Linked DNA regions of Mus musculus: region 2 is linked to region 1. The links are chromatin loops, found by intact Hi-C in ENCODE. Cell type or tissue: gastrocnemius. All regions are shown on one strand. Links, peaks and the distances in the headings refer to the core of each region. The heading gives the core; the rest is flanking DNA.

Evidence for each region. A loop is a pair of places that touch in the nucleus more often than their neighbours do. Peaks named below come from ENCODE experiments on the same cell type or tissue, not always from the same donor. Only the 100,000 strongest peaks of a DNase experiment are listed, where the experiment ranks them.
Region 2: it touches region 1 in a loop (6-fold over the local background); 35 of 42 quality-filtered maps call a loop at or near these places.

Annotation. Positions count from the first base shown.
Region 1 is chr9:87,250,406-87,260,350 of GRCm38, forward strand. Cep162 (centrosomal protein 162) reads right to left here and starts at 5,127. Exons shown (of 27, transcript NM_199316.2): 1 at 4,858-5,127; 2 at 3,527-3,643. The coding sequence starts at 3,583. In gastrocnemius, for the core only: a CTCF peak has its summit at 5,405 (motif pointing left); DNase peaks (open chromatin) are centred at 4,972 and 5,132; H3K4me3 peaks cover 1,313 bases; H3K27ac peaks cover 1,467 bases.
Region 2 is chr9:87,016,191-87,026,135 of GRCm38, forward strand. It overlaps Cyb5r4 (cytochrome b5 reductase 4), which reads left to right and starts at 5,839. Exons shown (of 16, transcript NM_024195.2): 1 at 5,839-6,063. The coding sequence starts at 5,989. Ripply2 (ripply transcriptional repressor 2) reads left to right here. Exons shown (of 4, transcript NM_001037907.2): 3 at 80-144; 4 at 3,463-4,251. The coding sequence ends at 3,619. It overlaps Gm51687 (a long non-coding RNA gene), which reads right to left and starts at 322. Exons shown (of 3, transcript XR_003948201.1): 1 at 1-322. In gastrocnemius, for the core only: no CTCF peak of the experiment used is centred there; a DNase peak (open chromatin) is centred at 5,798; H3K4me3 peaks cover 2,105 bases; H3K27ac peaks cover 1,487 bases.

The DNA.
Region 1 (9,945 bases), core at 4,308-6,807:
AGAACAGCTGAGTTGAACAAGCCAGAAAGTACAAGAGAGGGTGAGTAATATTCAGTAGCAAGTCTCAGAGGCTGCAAACATTCTAGGCCTACCTAGATTAGAGTGTATGGAGGCTAGAAGCTTCCAGGACTAGGCCTAGGTTAGCAGTAAGCCTCAGAGATGACAGTTACCTCAAGCAAATAAAAGCCACTCTTATTGCCTTCTTTATCCTTTTCCATTCTCCTTCTGTATGCCCTCACACATGCCTTCTCAGTGTCAGGATCTGCACCTGGCTTATCTCATTCTTTAAAAAAAGAAACCTCTGCATGATACTGGTACAGCGACAGACAAGTAGACCAATGGAACAGAATTGAAGACCCAGAGATGAACCCACACACCTATGGTCACTTGATCTTTGACAAGTGAGCTAAATCCATCCAGTGGAAAAAAGACATCATTTTCAATAAATGGTGCTGGCACAACTGGCGGTTATCATGTAGAAGAATGCGAATTGATCCATTCCTATCTCCTTGTACTAAGGTCAAATCTAAGTAGATTAAGGAACTCCACAAAAAAACAGAGACACTGAAACTTATAGAGGAGAAAGTAGGGAAAAGCCTCGAAGATATGGGTACAGGGGAAAAATTCCTGAATAGAACAGCAATGGCTTGTGCTGTAGGATCGAGAATTGACAAATGGGATCTCATAAAGTTGCAAAGCTTCTGCAAGGCAAAAGACACCGTCAATAAGACAAAAAGGCCACCAACAGATTGGGAAAGGATCTTTACCTATCCCAAATCGGATAGGGGACTAATATCCAATATATATAAAGAACTCAAGAAGGTGGACTCCAGAAAATCAAATAACCCCATTAAAAAATGGGGCTCAGAGCTGAACAAAGAATTCTCACCTGAGGAATATCGAATGGCAGAGAAGTACCTGAAAAAATGTTCAACATCCTTAATCATCAGGGAAATGCAACTCAAAACAACCCTGAGATTCCACCTCACACCAGTCAGAATGGCTAAGATCAAAAATTCAGGTGACAGCAGATGCTGGCGAGGATGTGGAGAAAGAGGAACACTCCTCCATTGTTGGTGGGATTGTAAGCTTGTACAACCACTCTGGAAATCAGTCTGGCGGGTCCTCAGAAAATTGGACATAGTACTATCGGAAGATCCCGAAATACCTCTCCTGGGCATATATCCAGATGTCCCAACTGGTAAGAAGGACACATGCTCCACTATGTTCATAGCAGCCTTATTTATAATAGCCAGAAGCTGGAAAGAACCCAGATGCCCCTCAACGGAGGAATGGATACAGAAAATGTGGTACATTTACACAATGGAGTATACTCAGCTATTAAAAAGAATGAATTTTTGAAATTCCTAGGCAAATGGATGGACCTGGAGGGCATCATCCTGAGTGAGGTAACACAATCACAAAGGAACTCACACAATATGTACTCACTGATAAGTGGATATTAGCCCAGAAACTTAGGATACCCAAGATATAAGATACAATTTGCTAAACGCATGAAACCCAAAAAGAACGAAGACCAAAGTGTGGACACTTTGCCCCTTCTTAGAATTGGGAACAAAACACCCATGGAAGGAGTTACAGAGACAAAGTTTGGAGCTGAGACAAAAGGATGGACCATCTAGAGACTGCCATAACCAGGGATCCACCCCATAATCAGCTTCCAAATGCTGACACCATTGCATACACTAGCAAGATTTTGCTGAAAGGACCCAGATAGAGCTGTCTCTTGAGAGACTATGCTGAGGCCTAGCAAACACAGAAGTAGATGCTCACAGTCAGCTATTGGATGGATCACACGGTCCCCAATGGAGGAGCTAGAGAAAGTACCCAAGGAGCTAAAGGGATCTGCAACCCTATAGGTGGAACAACATTATGAACTAACCAGTACCCCGGAGCTCTTGACTCTAGCTGCATATGTATCAAAAGATGGCCTAGTCGGCCATCACTGGAAAGAGAGGCCCATTGGACACACAAACTTTATATGCCCCAGTACAGGGGAACGCCAGGGCCAAAAAGGGGGAGTGGGTGGGTAGGGGAGTGGGGGGTGGGTATGGGGGACTTTTGGGATAGCATTGGAAATGTAAATGAGGAAAATACCTAATTAAAAAAAAAAAAAAAACCTCGAAGAGAACGCTTATGAGAACCTGAAACCCAGGGGGGAAATGACTCCCCCAAAGAGTGATAGCAAGTGGGATCCAAATCAACTGAGGACTGTCCGCTTTCCACTGCTGCATGCAGCCATCCAACTAGGAAGATACGAGGGCTGCCATCTAAACCTCTGAATTATCATCAGTCTGAATGTCCGGTATCTCTATCACTTTCCAGTCAGTCTTTAAACATACTACCTCATTGAAACATTCCATTTCTTGCTCCTGAACCCCAGTTTCTTTGTCTACATACAGGGATAGAACCACTGACCATTCCGTGTTATGGCAAAGATGAGAAAGACAAAGGATGAGTATCCGCCCTTCCAATCAAGATTTTCTTCACCGCTTTGCAGGTTATTATCATCCAACGGAACCAAATCCCTGGCCCTCAGATAGTAAAGACAATGAGAATCAAGGCCTTCATAAAGGAATACATGGTTGGTGGGAATAACAGAGCATACGACTAGCCAATTTCATGTGTAGGCAAATATTGAGAAGAGATTCACATACATCCACACTCACACTTGCGTGATTATTAAGAGCAACATTATTCATGACTGTCCAAAATGGAAGGATCCCAAATGCTGTCAACTGACAACATATAAGCATTATATCCACAAAATGGCAAACCACTCTCTGAAAACACCATGCTAAGTAAAAGAAGCCAGACTTCAGAGACCACACATCCTAAATGGTTCCATTTCTATGAATATCTGCAACAGCCAAACTTGGAGACAAAGCAGTAAGGGATAACCCAAGGCTGGAAGGACAAAGAGCCAAGAGTAATGGTTAAAGGATAAGGGTTTCCTTTTAGGAATGATACAGGCATTCTGCAACTGACTATGGTGAAGGTTATATAATTCTAAAACAGTTGTCATACAAACTTTAAGTGGGTGAACTGAATGGTTTATGAATTGTAACTGAAGAAAATTAACTTTAAAAAAAAATTAGGTTGAACCACTCCCTTATAACCAGAAATTGAGCAAAATATTTGTTCAACATGGTTCTCTTTCTCTCTCTCTCCGTCCCTTTCCCTCTCCCTCTCTCTCTCTCTGTGTGTGTGTGTGTGTGTGTGTGCATGTGTTTGTGTTTGCATGTGAGCGCGTGCACACATGCACCTTGGAGGGAATGCTGCATTCACTGGGACCGCTGGGTAGACTGGGTGAGAAGATGGCATTGAGCTAACAGGCAGCAGCATTTGAAATGAGTCGAACTGAGGACGGCTGGATAATTCTGTAGGTGCAGGTAGAAGGGATGAGCTGATGGGGTGGTTTATGTTTTCAGAAGAAAGCACTCAAGGATGGATCTTACAAGATGAATTTACAATAAATATTACAATAAATACAGCTTGAGCTTACCTCCTTCATAAACCGTTCAAATTCTTCATCAAGGTCTACTTTGAAATAGTGAGCCATGGTTAGTAATTTTCACGTCACAAAGCAAGTATCTTAAAATTATTCACAGCATTGGAAACACTAAATGACAGAAACAGATGGAAAAATAAACACCTCTGGAGGAAAACAATCATTAAACATCATTAAAACAACACTACTTTAAACTTCAACTTCTCAAGACAGTTTTATATATGTACACACATATATATGATGTAACTTGACAGTTATATTGCAATTACGAGACACCATTGGAGGTCTAATTCATTGAAGCTAACTGACTTGGGAAAGTAGCTTATGAAGTATGTCTTCTCAAGGTTGATCATTACATTTCATCCAGTCGCTAAGAGGTGGGCTCCAGGATCTTTTCCACTGTATATGTATTTGTCTCTGCTAATACCTCTCAGAATCCAGGTCCTCACAGAGAATATTAAAAAAAAAAAAATTAAAAGAGCAGGAGTGGAAAGACTAATATTTTTTCTTGTAAAGCACAGTATACAGGTTGTGCTTCCGGATTCACGTATTTTCAAATTAAGGGTTTTGCAAAATAGACTTTCTATAATCAGGATTTTTTTCCAGACATAAACTAAGTGAATTTATAAGACTCAGAATATAATAAAGAATTTAGTGGTGCATCCCAGAGATTTCTACACTTAGGAGACAGACAGCTCTTTAGTTGGGAGGTTAGCCTGAGTTACAAGCCTGAATTTCAGGTTAGTCTGAGCTATATAGTGCAATCCTGTCTTAAAACATCCCCAACGAGCACAGAATACCCTTGGAAGTTAATGACACACATTAACTACTATTTATGTTTCTCTTGAAGCAAAGGCAGGCTAAAAGAAACAATGCCGCGAGCACCTTTAATGGGATCTAGTCAAGTTGTCTCAAAGCTGGACTTCAGCTAGGAGAGGCCATCTTCAGATCTGTCCTAAACCTTTGGATTTAACTCTTTAGGGCAACACGAACAAACGCTAGTTTTCTTTTCTAAGGGACGGCAGCAGGTTTGCCCACCATCTTTCAGTGGAATACTTAGTGCTTTTATTTGCATTTTCGACTAAGAGGTCTTAGGGTCAGGATGAGGAGTTGGACAAACAGGTTAGTCAGAGGCAAACCCCACGAAAGGGCCCTCAGCTCAGTCCAGGCTGCAGGAAGCGCAGATTTGGGGGCTAGCTCGAAGCAAAGACTTGGAGTCCCGACAGAGGAGCGGAGTAATGCGCAAAACAAAGTTCGGAGACCCTGCCTGAGGTACAACCTGGAAACAACAACAGGGTCGCAGACAGCCACAACGCCTCACCTACCTGCTCCTGGGAGCCCGCGCTCTCCCGGAAAGTCCCGGCGAGCGGGCTGTTGTCAGGGCAACAGACCCCTACAGGCGGGCTCCCGGGTGTCACGTGATCCTGCCTGCCACGTGACCCAGGGAGCAGCCAGACAAGCTGTCAGTCTTCTGGTGACTCTCAAATAAAGATTGGAACCTTCACGGCTCTGCAGGATGTGGCGGCCGTAAGGGACGTGGGCGCGGCAGCAGTGTGCACATCCCGCTTTCTCTTACTCCCGGAAATCCCGAGCTCAGCTAGCCGGCCGGGAAGACCCAGGCGCAAGCGCACCATCTAGAGCCAGCGCGTGGCTTTCTGGGAGTTGTAGTTTAGTCCCTTTGTGCTCGTCCTTCCGCAGCGAGCTGCTCTTCTTTCCAGCCTTTCCCACCCTTTTCATTTGAAGGCTACTGTCCAGGTTGAAAGTTTTAAAAACGGTGTAAGAGGGTTGATTTCCTTCAAGTAATAAGCCTTGTGTGGGTGTTATGAGAAAAGTACAAATGCATTAGAAATAATTCCGGTGTTAGAAGAGATGTCCGCCACCCAGTGGACAAGCATTTGAAAATACACAATACCAAGATTCTCAGTGAGAGCCTTGCACTAGTTCAGCAGCTCTGGTTTTTCTGGTATCCTGCTTTTCAAAGCTCTCTTCTGCAGTGGTTTGCTTGAGTTTTTATTTTATTTTACTTTTTTACCCGCTCTCTCTCTCCTCTTTCTTTCGCTCTCTGGATACGTATACACAGGCACACCAAATCAGAAGACAACATTTTGGAATGAAAGTAAAATCTTCAAACAGTAAAGGTCTTTGCCTCTGGTATACATAGTTCTGTACCTCCTTTCTGGCCTGAACTTTTCACTCAACAATGCATATTGACATCTGAGTGTGTACAAGCCAGAAACTATCCGATTAAAATGCAATAATAGAGACCTGTTTTAAGCTACCATTTTAAGCTTGGTGAGAGCATTATGTACATTATTTAAATTTTACAATTTACAAGTCAACTTAATTCAGCTTATGGCTTTTCTTTTAGTACATACTGAATTGAGCACATTCCATGCCCTATAGACGTGGGTTCCGTGAAGCAGACAAGTAGCCCAGACAACTGTTAAAGGAGTGCGGCAAGAAGAGCTATGGTGGCTAGTCATGTACACAAGCTGAGAAAGTTGGGGGATTTTTTTCCACTTGAGGTCTCATTTCAGTCTCACTCACCATAGTTATTTTTTACCATCAACTTGTTAGGGTCCAAGATCTTGGGAGAATGATACCCTAAACTAAGTAGTATGCAAAAGCAAAGAATGTTTATTCAGCAGAATTTCCTGCAAGGAGGGGTCTCCTCATTCAGGAATGGACACATGTAGTGAGTGGGCTTGCAGGCCTAGCTTTTATATTTGTCAGTTAGGGGAATTCCAGGGAGGAATTTGTGCCATTTTGCCTTGATTGGTTAGCTCTATCTCTAGAAGTTTGACTGATTCTACAATTGGTTAGGGCTCTGGAGACTTCCCAGGTTTGGGGTGGGGAGGGATCTCTTATCCATTCTAGATACCTATTCTTACTTCAGGCCAGATGACAAGGTGTCCACAGATTGGCTGCCTGTGGCTTGGTTTGCTGACCACAGGTTCCTGGACTTAGGGTCTCATTTCTGGGAAACAGAAAGTTAGGCCTCGTCTCCCAAACTGTTAGTTTATTTTCACCTTATCCATCTTTCGTTAGATTTTCCAATTCAGCTTTACCCGCACCAGACTACTAAAACAATTCTTGGTGGGGGTTGCTAATTTTCTCATAGGGTGTTGCAAGATTGTAGAAAACAAATTTCTATGACATAACCTTAGTTAATATGAAAACCCTATTTGTGCTTGTTCTAGATTTCCCTTTGAGCTCTAGTGTTCTCTTACGCGCGTTTGCGACCGGCCAGGAAAGACGCAACAAGCCAGAATCTTCTGCGGCAAAGCTTTATTGCTTACTCAGGAGCAAGAGAGGAAGAGCGCGGCAGAGAGAGGCAGAGAGGAAGAGAGAGAGAGACGCAGAGAGAGGCAGAGAGAGGGGCAGAGAGAGAGAGGCAGAGAGCAGAGGAAGAGAGCAGAGGAAAAGACGAAGAGAAAGAGACAAAGAGACGAAGAGACGAAGAGAGGGAGTGCCAGAACCCCGTCCCTTTTAAGGAGAATTATCCTCCACCTAGGACGTGTCACTCCCTGATTGGCTGCAGCCCATCGGCCTAGTTGTCATCACGAGAAAGGCAGAGCACATGGCGGGAAAACTGCCCCTGCACATGTGCAGATTATTTACTACTTAGAACACAGCTGTCAGCGCCATCTTATAATGGCAAATGTGAGTGCGGCTCCCCACAGTGTTCTATGTATGATAACCTAATTCATATATATTCACATAATACCCTAGAAACATCTCTCTGTAGACCAAGCTGGCCTCCAACTCAGAGATCCATATGCCTCTACCTCTTCAGTGCATGCACTATGCCCACCACACACTAGAGCCATCTCTAAAGTAATAGAAGCCTTGCGTTTTTGCTTGTGTGTATGCATGTGTGTGAGAACACCTGAGTGTGCATGTATATGGAGGTCATAGGTTGACGATTGGATGTCTTCTTCAACTGTTTTCTACCTAATCCATTAAGGCAAGGTCTCTCACTAGAGCCCAGCGCTTACGATTGACTAGTCTAGCTATCCAGCTTGCTCTGAGGATCCCCTGTCTCTGCCCTGAATGCTCTGATTACAGCCATCTATTACTCCCCACCTAGCTTTTACATAGTGCTGTGGATCTTAACTCTGGTCCTCATTCTTGCACCACAAACACGTTACCCACTGAGCCATTCCTTTCAGCCACAGAAGCCTTGATTTTATTCTTTTCATATACTTATTTCTCTAATTCTCATGTGACATAGCAATTACTTGACATAAATCTTGCAGTTTTCTCTTCCCTATATGTACTCAATCATGCCAAACTACCTTTGAAATGTGTCTTCCTTCAATTCACTTCTCTAAATCTTAAGTGCTGATGTTTTGACCCACAACATTATTTCCTGAACTACTTCCCTAACCTCCTGCTTTTTCACTTGTTCCCCCTAGCATACTGTCTATACAATGACATTGTCTATATAAGAGGTCATTATTTGACAACATAAACTAGGTTAGTTCATTATTTAGGATCCTTCAAAGAATTCTTGCTAGATCAGGCATAGCGGTAGAAGAGACCATGTGACACAGTTGCTACCCCTGGAGCAGAGCCGGCAGGATGTGGGGCTCCTGGAGTGCTGATGGTTGCTGTAGGTGTAAGGTTTGTTTGCATAATAATAATATATATATATTCTCATACTTACACACACACACACACACACACATATGTATATGTATATGTATATATTTCATGTTCCTTCTTTGGGAATGTCCTTGCCAAGGTTATCAGGGACTGTTCTCTCTGCCAAGGTTAATGACTCCATGATAATCAGAAACAGCACAATTCCAGGAGGTGAAGGTGTGTTTGGTGTTTCTCAGCAGTTTGGTGGCTATGACTTTCAGGACAGCCCTTAAGTCTATGGGAAAGAACCCTGAAAACATGAGTTCAAGAATACATCAATCACTGTGAGAACTGGTTTTTTTTTTTTTACAGGATTTCTCAACTACAAAAATATAAGGATGCAATTATGAATTGTACAAGGGGCTTCATAGACTTGAAAGAACAGAGGCAGCTACACTAATGAGCCAGCTTAGAAAGATAGTAAGGAAGGAGACATGATTGGTCAATAGAGGGGAAAAAACCTGGATCATTGAAAGGCAAAGGAATAGCTTAAAAAACAAGAGCTTGCTAAACTAAAAAAACAAAATGTATGATTCAAGTAAAGAAGCTCCAGAAAGTGAAATGGAGCTGAATCCTGTGTTCACAGAGACAAACAGATTTAGGTAGTTGTGATCCCAGGCAAGATCCCACCCAGCTACACTTATTGTTTGTGTTTGCAGTTGAAGACGGAATGGTTTCGATTTTTAATCTGGAATGAACTACAATCCAGAAATGATCCAGATCTTGAGACTGGAAGACACAGGCTTTTGTTCTGGGTCTTGAGGAATAGTGACCATGAAAAACTTGGGCCTAGGCATGGTGGTACACTCCTTTAATCAGGAGACAAAGGCAAGCAGATTTCTGAGTTCAAGGCCAGCCTGGGACAGAATAAGTTTTAGGGGAAGAAAAGCTTAGGTCCAGGCATGGTGGTACACACCTTTAATCTCACCATTCAGGAGAAAGAGCCACGTAGATCTCTGAGTTCAGGGTCTGTCTAATAGAACAATGGGGCCATGTTCCACCTATAGAAAGCAGTGAATGCAGCTTTGGCCATGTGGCTCTGTCTTTAGAGTCAAAGGGGCTAAGGTCAGAGAATGCTGATTCATGGAATAATCAAGAGGGTACCTGGGGAAAACGATTGAATTAATATGCAATTCCTAAGGAAGTAGCTTATGCAAAATGAAAGAATGGGATTTGCTCTGCAAGAGAGAGCTATCTGAGGAGCCATCTCAGCAGACTGCTGACCTGTCAGCTTGCACCCATCATTGACTTTGAATCATTTCTTCCACCGCTCCCATTCACCTCTTCCTCAGGACCCTCTCTCAAGCTGAGGCAGGTCCTTGGCAATTTCTTATTGAGATAACACTAAACTTCAGATATTTATAAGACCCTGTATGATGCAGTTGGTGTAACTAATTCATGCAACCTCATCTCACCTGCACTCACCAAGGCTAACACAATTATTTACAGCTCAGCTGTGACATTTAGTCCTCTTGGTAGAGTAATAAGTCTATTAATAGTCCTGTAGAGGTAATAAATACAGCTGTGATGTAAAGGATGTATGATGAATAGCCTGTGTCTATACCCATGGATTCAAACCAAGGTCTGAATTTAAAAACATTTTGATAAGACTCAAAGTTTTCCACACTGAATTATATGGTATACCATTCACTAAATTTTTTGATAACTTGTTTAATTGTTAGACTTTGTTATTTTTTTTTTAGTTATATTTTTGAGAGTGTTTGCTGGGCATGGCTGCATAATTTTTCTGTTATTCAATTTTGCTA
Region 2 (9,945 bases), core at 4,649-7,148, 230 kb before region 1:
CCAGAGGCGCTGGGTCTCACACCTTCCCAATTTCGACAATGAGATGCATGGTGACTGCGATTACTCCTTTCCTTCCTAGTTGCCCAGTGGCCCAGGAATGGCAGAAGCTTCCGGGAAGCTTTTGCAATACCAACACCCTGTCAGGTGAGTGACAGGCCTTACTGGAGGTCTCCTTCAACTCCAGCCCTAAGGGGGAAGGAGATGGGGCACGATCACGCAGCTGGTTTAATAGCTGGCGCCGTTACTCACTCTGTGTTCCCACTCTGAGGATTCTCTTACTCACAAAATTGGGAAAATACAGGACTCATCCCATAAAAGAACTGTCAGTTGGTGGATAGTGAGTGAATGCTAATTGAATTGGCTAAAACGGGAGAAAGCAGACTGAGTAGAAAAAAGAGACGTTTGGGGCTGAGGCTGTAGCTTGCTGGCAGGGTGTTTACCTGCCCTGAAAGAGGTTCTGGCTTATAAGGGGGGGGGGCATCTTATGCCCGAAAAGTTGTTTGGGGTTTTTTTCTTTTATTATTTTTAATCCTAAAAGGGCAATGGAGAACTGGCTCCTTGGCATGCAGAGTGCATGTATTACTTTCTTGCAAACCAAAAGGAGGAACGAGATGGACAGTGGCAGGTTTGCAGCAGAACAAGCCTGACTTTTAGAATACCCAAGGCTGGCCCAGCTGGTCACTGTTTTTGTTTGTTTTTACTTTTTTTTTGTTGTTGTTGTTCATTTTACTGTTTTTTTTTTTTTTTTTTTTTTTTTTTGCTGAAAGTCAGCCTTTCTTATAAGATTCTTTGTAGCTTTTATTTGAGATAAAATGTTTATGATTGTGCTGTATTAACTGCTGAAAGAAGGCCTGTGTGACTGTGTTAAAGAAAGCCTGGCCTGTGTCTATGTGTTTATAAGTGGCGTACAATAGTTCATACATGTTACCTACCAATGCTAAAGTAATTGCGGGACACAGGGCAAGCAAGTGATAAGTGGAATTGAGTTTACAGTGGTCACGTTTTATTTTTACGTGTCTGAGTATTTTGCCTGCTTGCATATGTGTTTGTACCATGTGCATGCCTTGTGTCCACAGAGGTTAAAAGAGGGAGTAGGATCCCCTGGAACCGGAGTTGCTAATGGTTATAAGCTGTTATGTGGATGCTGGGACCAGAACCCGGGTCCCAGGAAGAACAGCCACTGTTTTGAACCACTAAGCCATCTCTCTAGCCTTACTTTGATTAGTTTTGAAGTGAGGTCAGGGCATGAAATATGTTACTTTTAAAGGGTTGGGGAAAGCTTAGAAAGGGTGTGGTATAAGTTAGTTATGGTCACTATTGATGAGTCTCCAAGGGTCAGATGCGGAAAAGAGATAGCTGGTTTTGGGGCAGTGTGGTTCCTGCTGGAGCTCCAGGGACCGGGAACTTGGATGTGTGTAGCTGCAGTGGTGTCTGCAAGGTAGTAAAAGGCCAGAGCTTATAGACAGACCTCCATACAGAGGTACAGAGTTTTGTCTAGAAACCCATGGGCTTTACTCTGTAGGATGTGTTGATGGTTATAGATTTTAGCCGTGAGAATGGTTTGATCAGATCATTGTTTCATAAAATCAGTTATGGACTGAAGTAAAGACTCAAAGCAAAATTGGAAGTAGTTACAAATAAGATTCTAAGGAGAGCTTTTCAAGGAAGTCAGGAAAGGAGGCGGGACTTAGTGGATGTAGGAAATACTTAGGAGACAAAGCAGGGCTTTATAATGAATGTACTGGCAGGGTGGGCGAAGAACAGCTAAAAAGCCAGAATGCCTCCCATATTTGTGGCTGCTGACCAGGTGAGTGCTGCTCTGTGAGGCTGCAGATGTGGGGAATGGGGAAATGGATCTGAATTGTTGTTCATTGCATTCCCTATGCTTTAGGGCATCCAAGCAGTGCAATTAGGGAGAGGGTTGTATGTAAGTCAGGAGACAGGCTGCACACCTTCACTGAAAGCACTGGGGTGAGGTCTGTGAGTATGAAAGGCTGGGGAATCTCACGGCAGTGGGTGAGGTCATCCGGAGGAAGTACATACAGAAGTGGTGAGAGTTCTCAAGGAAGGCCCAGAGGAAGGGCAAGCTTCCACCTGGTAATGGAATACAGGAAGGCCTCGGAGGAGACTAAAGAATCATACCGGGGAACTCAGAGATGAAGAAGTGTCCACAGTGAGACATTCTGACCACTCGTTATGATACCAACGGAACATTGGGGGTGAGGGGATTGGCCATTCCAATTACACATTAGAAAATACCTTGGTAATTTGGTAAACAATTGCTTTCTCTACTGAACAATTTAGTTGTGGGTTTTTTTTAAGTTATTTTTTTATTCATTTCTATCTTGACTTGTAATGTGTGTCTTATGCTTTTTGTTCTGTGGTCACCTCTTTGCGGATAGGATGCATGGTTTATTCTGTTTGTTTGGTAGAGTATGTTGGCACAAGAGCTCACTGCCACATCTATTGTATACATAATTGATAGCTACTTGTTTAAGTATCCAGATTATATGCTTTTAATGTGTTTTACTAGAAGTATATGTAAACTCTGTTGCCTAATTTTCTGAACACACTTTTAAAATTGAGCACACTGAACACAATATAATCTTTCCTTGGTTAGAGTCAATTATATGTAGACAGAGTTCTTTGCCCTATACTAAACTGACTTCAGGATAGTTGTTAACTCAGCCTTACCTATTTTTTCTCTTTATATGATAAATAAAATAAGGTCACTAGGCCAGATGAACAATGGTCAAATTTTAAAATTCTGAGATAATGATGCTTACAAGCAAATTAATTGTATAAAACCTGTATCATTCTTTCTCAATGCATTGATATAGTGTTCCCAGATTGATTGGATGGGAGAGGAGATGAATTGGAAATAAAGGTTGGTGTTAGAGCAGCTTTCCCACCTAGCAAGTTGTGAAGGCATAGACCTTAAAGCTTTTATATATCTGATCAATATCTGATCAAGCATATGGGCTGTATCTGTAACTAAGGGCTTCGTTTCTGCTGGACAGTGAGACCTGAAACCTGTTCAGAGTGCAGACATTCTACCCTCTTTGTCTAGTTGGCTATCATCCACGTGTGTGATGGAAGGGTGGGATTTATTTGCCTTCTAGAGAAATTTAGAGAGTGTAAGTCTAACTTTCTGCATTTCATAAGAATAAGCATGTAAATAGACATGAAATAAGATAAGCATTGATTTTTCTGCTTATAGAGTGTGAGTCAGTTTTTAAATATCAATTTTATCTTGGCTAGAGATGGCGAAAAGTCAACCATTTATTTGTTCACTGGCAAGCAGACTCCATGGAAACTGTAACAGTAGCAGCTTTAAACTCTGTCTCCAAAATGTGTAAACTAATTATTAAGCAGAGAGAGCTTGTTGAAATCAATTGTTTGGTGACAATTAGGACCCCAAGTGTGAAAACATATGGATAGCATGTTGTCTGCTTCTTTCAGGCTATTCTGGCCCAAGTCCAAGTGTTACGACTACTTATATCAAGAAGCAGAAACTCTTCTGAAAAATTTCCCAATTCAAGCTACAATTTCGTTTTATGAAGATTCTGATAGTGAAGATGAAATAGAGGGGCTGGCCTGTGAAAATCAATCTAATTAGTTACTTCTGTTGACAATTTGAATTTTGTATATAAATGTACCATAAACTTTTAAAACTAATTTATTTGTATATACATTATTAATAAAACATTTTGTAATAATTACAGTATTTGGAATCCTCTTTGTCCCTACACTAGAATTAAATGTTGGGATTTTAAGATAGACATCATGTACAAATGTCCTGATTGTGTTATAAATATTTGTGATTCACAAAGAATACTTCTGGTTTTTTTTTTATTAAATCACAAATTTATCTTTAGTTATAATTTTTCAAGGAACTATTTGGTTTTTTTAAAAGACCGGCTCTTGTAATGTCTGGTGTTTTCTGCTGATCTCAATTGGATGTTTAGTTACAGATGATATAATCTTGGCAGTTAGTGAGGAAAACTGGGTGCTGCTACTATTCTCACGGATATTAGTATTTGTTTGCTTGCTCATAGGGAAATGCTTTAAGTAATTATAGTTGAGAAAGAAAAACAATCTTGGGTCACTTAAATCTTAAGGACTGTAATTAAGTATGGAGTAGTGTGACTCTCACTCTGATATTCTCCTGTTGTCTTTAATCTGGTGTTCAGTACTTTCTGTATATGTTGAAGGATTCCTATAATTAAAAAAAAAAGGTTTAAATTTGAATGATTTGTACAGAGTCTAAAAACGGTGAGAACATGAAGTTGCTCTCTTTTCTTTTGTCCTGGATAAAGCTAAGATTTGGAAGACATAAAATTCAACATTATCCACTTTCCTTTTGCTTTAGTTTCCCGCTCACAATATTCTCATATAAACATCTTCTTCTGGGGAGTAAAATAAATCCTCAGTGACTGATTTTTCTTACATAGGCATCACAGAAGAAAACTTATTCCATACTTTAATGAGATGGACGATGGACTTGCATGGTTAGGGTGACACAGTAGATTATGCTCATGAAGTCCTTTTAGTTTTTATATAATCACCTGCTCAGCAGTTCAGGTGCAAACAAACATATTTTATTAATCTATAATCTGAGCTACTTGTGAGGATGAGGCAGGAGAACTGCAAGTTCAATGCTTGTCTGACAATATACCAAAAATATTTTCCTGCAGTATTCCAGAATAAAAATGGGTAGAGGTGGAGATGAGAGGTAATTAGCTAGCTAAGAAATGTCCCGTGCTTGAATGACTAAGCATATCCACAGACTCTCTCATAATATTAAACCACATTATCACAACTTTGACTCCCAGGGACTCTGGAAACTACATAGCTGGAGTAAATGATGTGTCCAGAATCAGAAAAAATTAGAACCCCACAGAGAATGGGATGGGTTATTTAGAACTACTCTTTGGGAAAATGTTCTCTTTCTATTGGATTCCACCCTGTGGATCTGTGTATTTTCCTAGCAAAAAGAAAAAGCCAATGTATCACTAACATGGACCCACAGTGTTAGGAATTTCTCTTGTTAACAAATCAGGATAGTATAAGGTGGCCTGTCTTTTGTTACATGCCTATTAATATATACAGTATATGGTTTAGATATAGCCATTTATTTCTTACAGAAACCCAAGCCTATACAGACAAAATGTTCCTTTAATAAAAAGTAGCGTGCATAGGCCATTAAATACAAGGATGACACCAAAACCAAATCACTCTATTTAGGAGTGAGCTACTTGTAGATTTCAGGGAAAGTGAAGAGTTATGGGAGGAGGAAGAATGTGTGAGTGTATGGATAGAGAAGGTCTTCTGGAAACGTCGTCTGGAAACGTCTTTTACTCGTTTTCCAGACTGGTTCCCCAAACGTGACGTTTCTTAACCCACAGCAGAGGCTGCTTGAGTTCGGCTTCTTAGCTCATGAAACTGTGAAGTCCTCTTTCCTAGAGCTTAGTATTTTACAGGAGAGAACTATTCAGCAGTCTGAACGTTTTGATAGTGTTGTTTTCTTTCATATTTCAATTGTTGTTTATCAAGAGACAGGCACTGGTCTTCTTGTTCTACCAGAAATAACCCTCGGCCTCTATCAGCACCAGGGCTGGGGAACAGCTTCACTCTCTGATCTTTCAGCAGAAAGCTGTCATTTCCTTGTGGTGCTGAAGTTTAGGACCAAAGAGTAACTGAGCATGCGCTGCCCTGCCCCCAACCCCCGCACAGCCACCCCTTCCCAAGCCGGGCGACCGGGCTCACAGAGTGAGTGAGCCTTTCCTCTGACTCCGCCCCCGCCCCGCCTCTCGTGAGCGTGATTGCGTCACGACGCGCCTGACCCCTGGCGACCCCGGAAGTGGGTCGGGGGCTTGGCCTCGGCCGGGCCAAGGAGCCCGCACGGACGGTGGTGGGCGCTGGGGTCCCACCAGGGCAGCCTGTCCGGTGGCGGAGCCCGGATGCGGCCCGAGCCGGGGGCCCAGGATGCTGAACGTCCCTTCCCAGGCTTTCCCGGCCCCCGGCTCCCAGCAGCGCGTCTCCTCCCAGGGGCGCAGCAAGGTAAGTGGCGACGCCGTTCGTTCGACTACTAACTCAAACGCCCTAAGTGTGTTTGAGCTGCTGAAGTTGGCCGCGGTAAGTCCACTCGGCACCCCGCTTCCGGCATGGTTGCATTTCTGTCTCAAGCTGTCCTCTCCAGTCTTTTGTTCTTTACGGTCAAAGATCCAGGCTGAGCAGTGGCGGTGGCTAGGGATGATTGGAGTCTGCAAACCTGCCGTCAGATTTAGTGCCACCTCTTCAAGTCGCACTCCTCTGTGTATACGGTAGCCAGTGGTTCCAGCACTGCCTCATCTGTAGACACCCCTGGTTGATTTTGAATCTGGTACCATGCTCTTGTCTATTTGTTGAATATGGTTACTGTCAGCAGCAGGTGGAAATACAGATATATAGTTGCAAAATTCAGTACAAATTGTGTAGTGTATTCATTGCAAGGCGAATGCTCTTATGTTATTTTGCTAGTTCCTTATTCTGTAACCACATCTTGGTATTTTCTTTTGAGACTTCTGTCTTCTTGGGCTACTCGATTCCTTTCTCGAGTTTTATTTTATATGACTTTGAGACTTTCCATTCTTCTCCACTTAGATCTGAGGTTTTGCCCTTAGATCAGAAAAGGAATTGAGGTTTTCATTTATTTTTCAGAAATGTCTGTCCCCAGCTTTAATCATACATAGCACTAAGATGTTTTGTGGGCTCACTGATGGCCATGTGTATCTGGAGTCCTTTTCCTTTGCCCATTGAATCTTCACAGTTACCCTGAAGCTAGGGACGTTTACTATCTTCATTCTTGGTAAAAAGAAATAGGTTGATGAAAGTCTGCTATCAGTCACGTAAGCTTGTGATTATGACATTTCCTTCATTGCTGTGTGTGCGCCTCTGCTCACCAGCCATCAACTGGGTATCTTGCTCTCTCTTTAAGCTAAGTGCTTGGCTCCATAGTCTAAGGTTGCCCTTTGTAGAATGAGAACGTCAGTAACTGACTTTCTTCATTAAAATGGCTATGTTCTCAGCATTCATTTAAAGGAGAAAACTTCTAGGCAAAGACAGCAAGTTCCTTAGATGCGATAGCAGAAGTAAGTTTTGTTGTCCCCAAAGAGGGCAAAGTAAGATCTTTGTGTAATTTAATAGGACCCTCAGGTAGGATTAATTTCTTTGTTATGAAATGAGACAATCTCGAACCCTTGAGAGGCAGAGTTAGGACTGCATAAAACAATGAAACAGTCAGATAAAGTTTTCAAAAATGGAACTCAGCCAGATAGGCTGATTGTTAAATTGTTAAAAGTCTAGAACTTTGGAGTAGGAAAGAGATGTCTTTCCAAGACCCACTACTTCATCGCAGTCACATTCTGGCTCAGGTGTATGTACGCGTGACCAGTTGTTGTTGTTGTTGTCTTGTTCATAGGCCTGAGATGAGACTTTTCCATAGCACAGCATTGCTACGCACTCAGCAGATATTCCTTACCTTACGCCCTTTATTCAAATCTCACCAATTTGAATCTTACACAGAGACAGATTCCTTATGCAATAGCTGTTCAGTGTTTATTGAGAAACTGTAATGTCCTACATATGCTAAGGCATTTGATCATGGGGTTCCCAGTTGATGGTGCTGTCTCGGGATGTTATGAAACCTTGGCTTTATTGGAAACAGTATGTCACTTTGAGCAGGCTTTAAGGGTTTACAGCTTCACCTATTTTCAGTTTGTTCTGTGTGCAGTTGCTATATGATTAATCAGCTTCCTGCTCTGGGTACCTGATGCCACACCTGCCTCGCCATTATGGAATCCCCTTGTGGAACCATAAGCCAAAATAAACTCTTTGTTCTATAAGTTGACTTTGGTCATGGTGTTTTATCATAGCAGCAAAAGGAAACTTAGACAATATGGTGTGTTGAAGGGTGGTCTCTGATACTAAAACAGTATGGTGTGTTGAAGGGTGGTCTCTGATACTAAGACAGTGTGGTGTGTTGAAGAGTGGTCTCTGATACTAAGACAGTGTGGTGTGTTGAAGGGTGGTCTCTGATACTAAAACAGTATGGTGTGTTGAAGGGTGGTCTCTGATACTAAAACAGTATGGTGTGTTGAAGGGTGGTCTCTGATACTAAGACAGTGTAGTATGTTGAAGGGTGGTCTCTGATTTCAAGGGACTTAGTCTCACAGGCAGCACAGATAAGAAAACAGACAATTATATTCCGTACGTCAGTAGGGTATTAGCACCAAAAAAGAATTAGAGTTAGATTGGAGGAAAATACTATGAGCAAGTGCTTGACACCAGTGGGGAATCTGTGCCCATTAGGCCAGAGCATTTGATAGAAAGTTGTAGAAAGTCAAGGCTAAAACATGGAGCTAGTAATGCAAACTGTGACCAGAGGATCTGATTAACAGTTGAGGAATAAGGAGCCACTGTAGAAGAAAGATTTATGATTTGAGTTGCATTTCCAAAGAATTAATTGCCTTAGGGATTACTGAATGGAGAGAGAACCCAGTGATTTTCTCTGGGATAGGAATTGTTTTTCTCACTTTTTATTCTTTGGGAGGAGTCACCAGAAGAGTTTCACCAATGGTCAAAACAAGAAGGTTGAGTTAGATGATGGAGTGTACCCCAGAGGTCCTGACCTATTTATTTTGGGATAAATGAATGCCTAAATTAGATATGACTCCAGAAAGTGCGTACGCAAGCGTCCTCAAGCGTGAGTGTGTCTGCAGTACCATTCTCCTCATACTTTGGAATGAGCTTCTTGGACAAGAGTGTCCCTCTGCAATACAGGTGCTTGAAATTTCATCCTAACGAATGAATTAAAATGCTAGTGTACCCATGTTAATACACTTAGTACCACTGTAAGAGAATACCCGAGAGTGGATATGGATAAAGGACAGATTTATTTATTAGACGGGGAGTGTTCATATCTGGCCAAGGCCTTATTTATTGCTTTGTTAGAATGTGATGGAAGGCATTACAGGGCAATAAAGAATACAAGAGAACTTCAGTTAATGTAAATTGAAAACAGTTTCAAAGCCATTTTTAATTTACATTAATTCTCAGTACTTAAACACTTCCCAGTGTACCCCACCTTGCAGAACAGGTTTATTAAGTGTGTTTTTTGGGGGGAACACTTTCTGACCATCCAATCTGTCACCTTAAAATCTTGAAAATGTATTTTGTAAAAGAAAACAGAACTCCGAATGTCCTGTTACTAAATCATGTAGGCGGGGTATATATTTTCTGTAAAGGGCACCATTATAAACACTGTAATCTTCCCCAGTTCATAACTTCAGGTCCCATCTTTCCTGTTATCTACAGTCAACTGCATGAGTTGTCTTGTCCTGTGTCTAAGGTGTATGTACTGCCCTGTAGCCATCTGTTTTGTTTCCAGATAGATAGTTGAAAATGGAAGTGCATGTTTTCAAGTAATGGTCCAAGTGTCGGACTAACAATAGTGGAAATTCTTCTATCCAAAGAGAAGCCATGAAATGCTTCCTGTGAGTGGAAATGTCAGAGTTCTTAGTAAGAAAAAAAATCATGCCAAGGTCACTAATACCCACAGTAAAAACAAGTTTCCAAGAGTTGTGAAGGAAAAAAAAATGTATAGGGGTCACCACCATGGGGTGTTTGGTGGTGGCCGTGGTTTCAGGCAATCTCTGAGACGAGTTTAGCTTATCTTAGTGGGATGTCTCTATAGGCGAGCAGTCATCCAGGGGAGGAAGCTGTGGTTGATAGTTTCTACATACGCTGTCAACATTCACACTTAAGACTAGAAAAGGGCTGTACCAATTCCCCTCTCTCCTAGGCCTGGAAGTCCTTGATGTGGCTGTCCTGTGCTCATGTTCGCCCCACACCCTTCCTCATGGTGTTTTCCTGTGCTTGGTATACTTTATCAGTGGGTTTGTC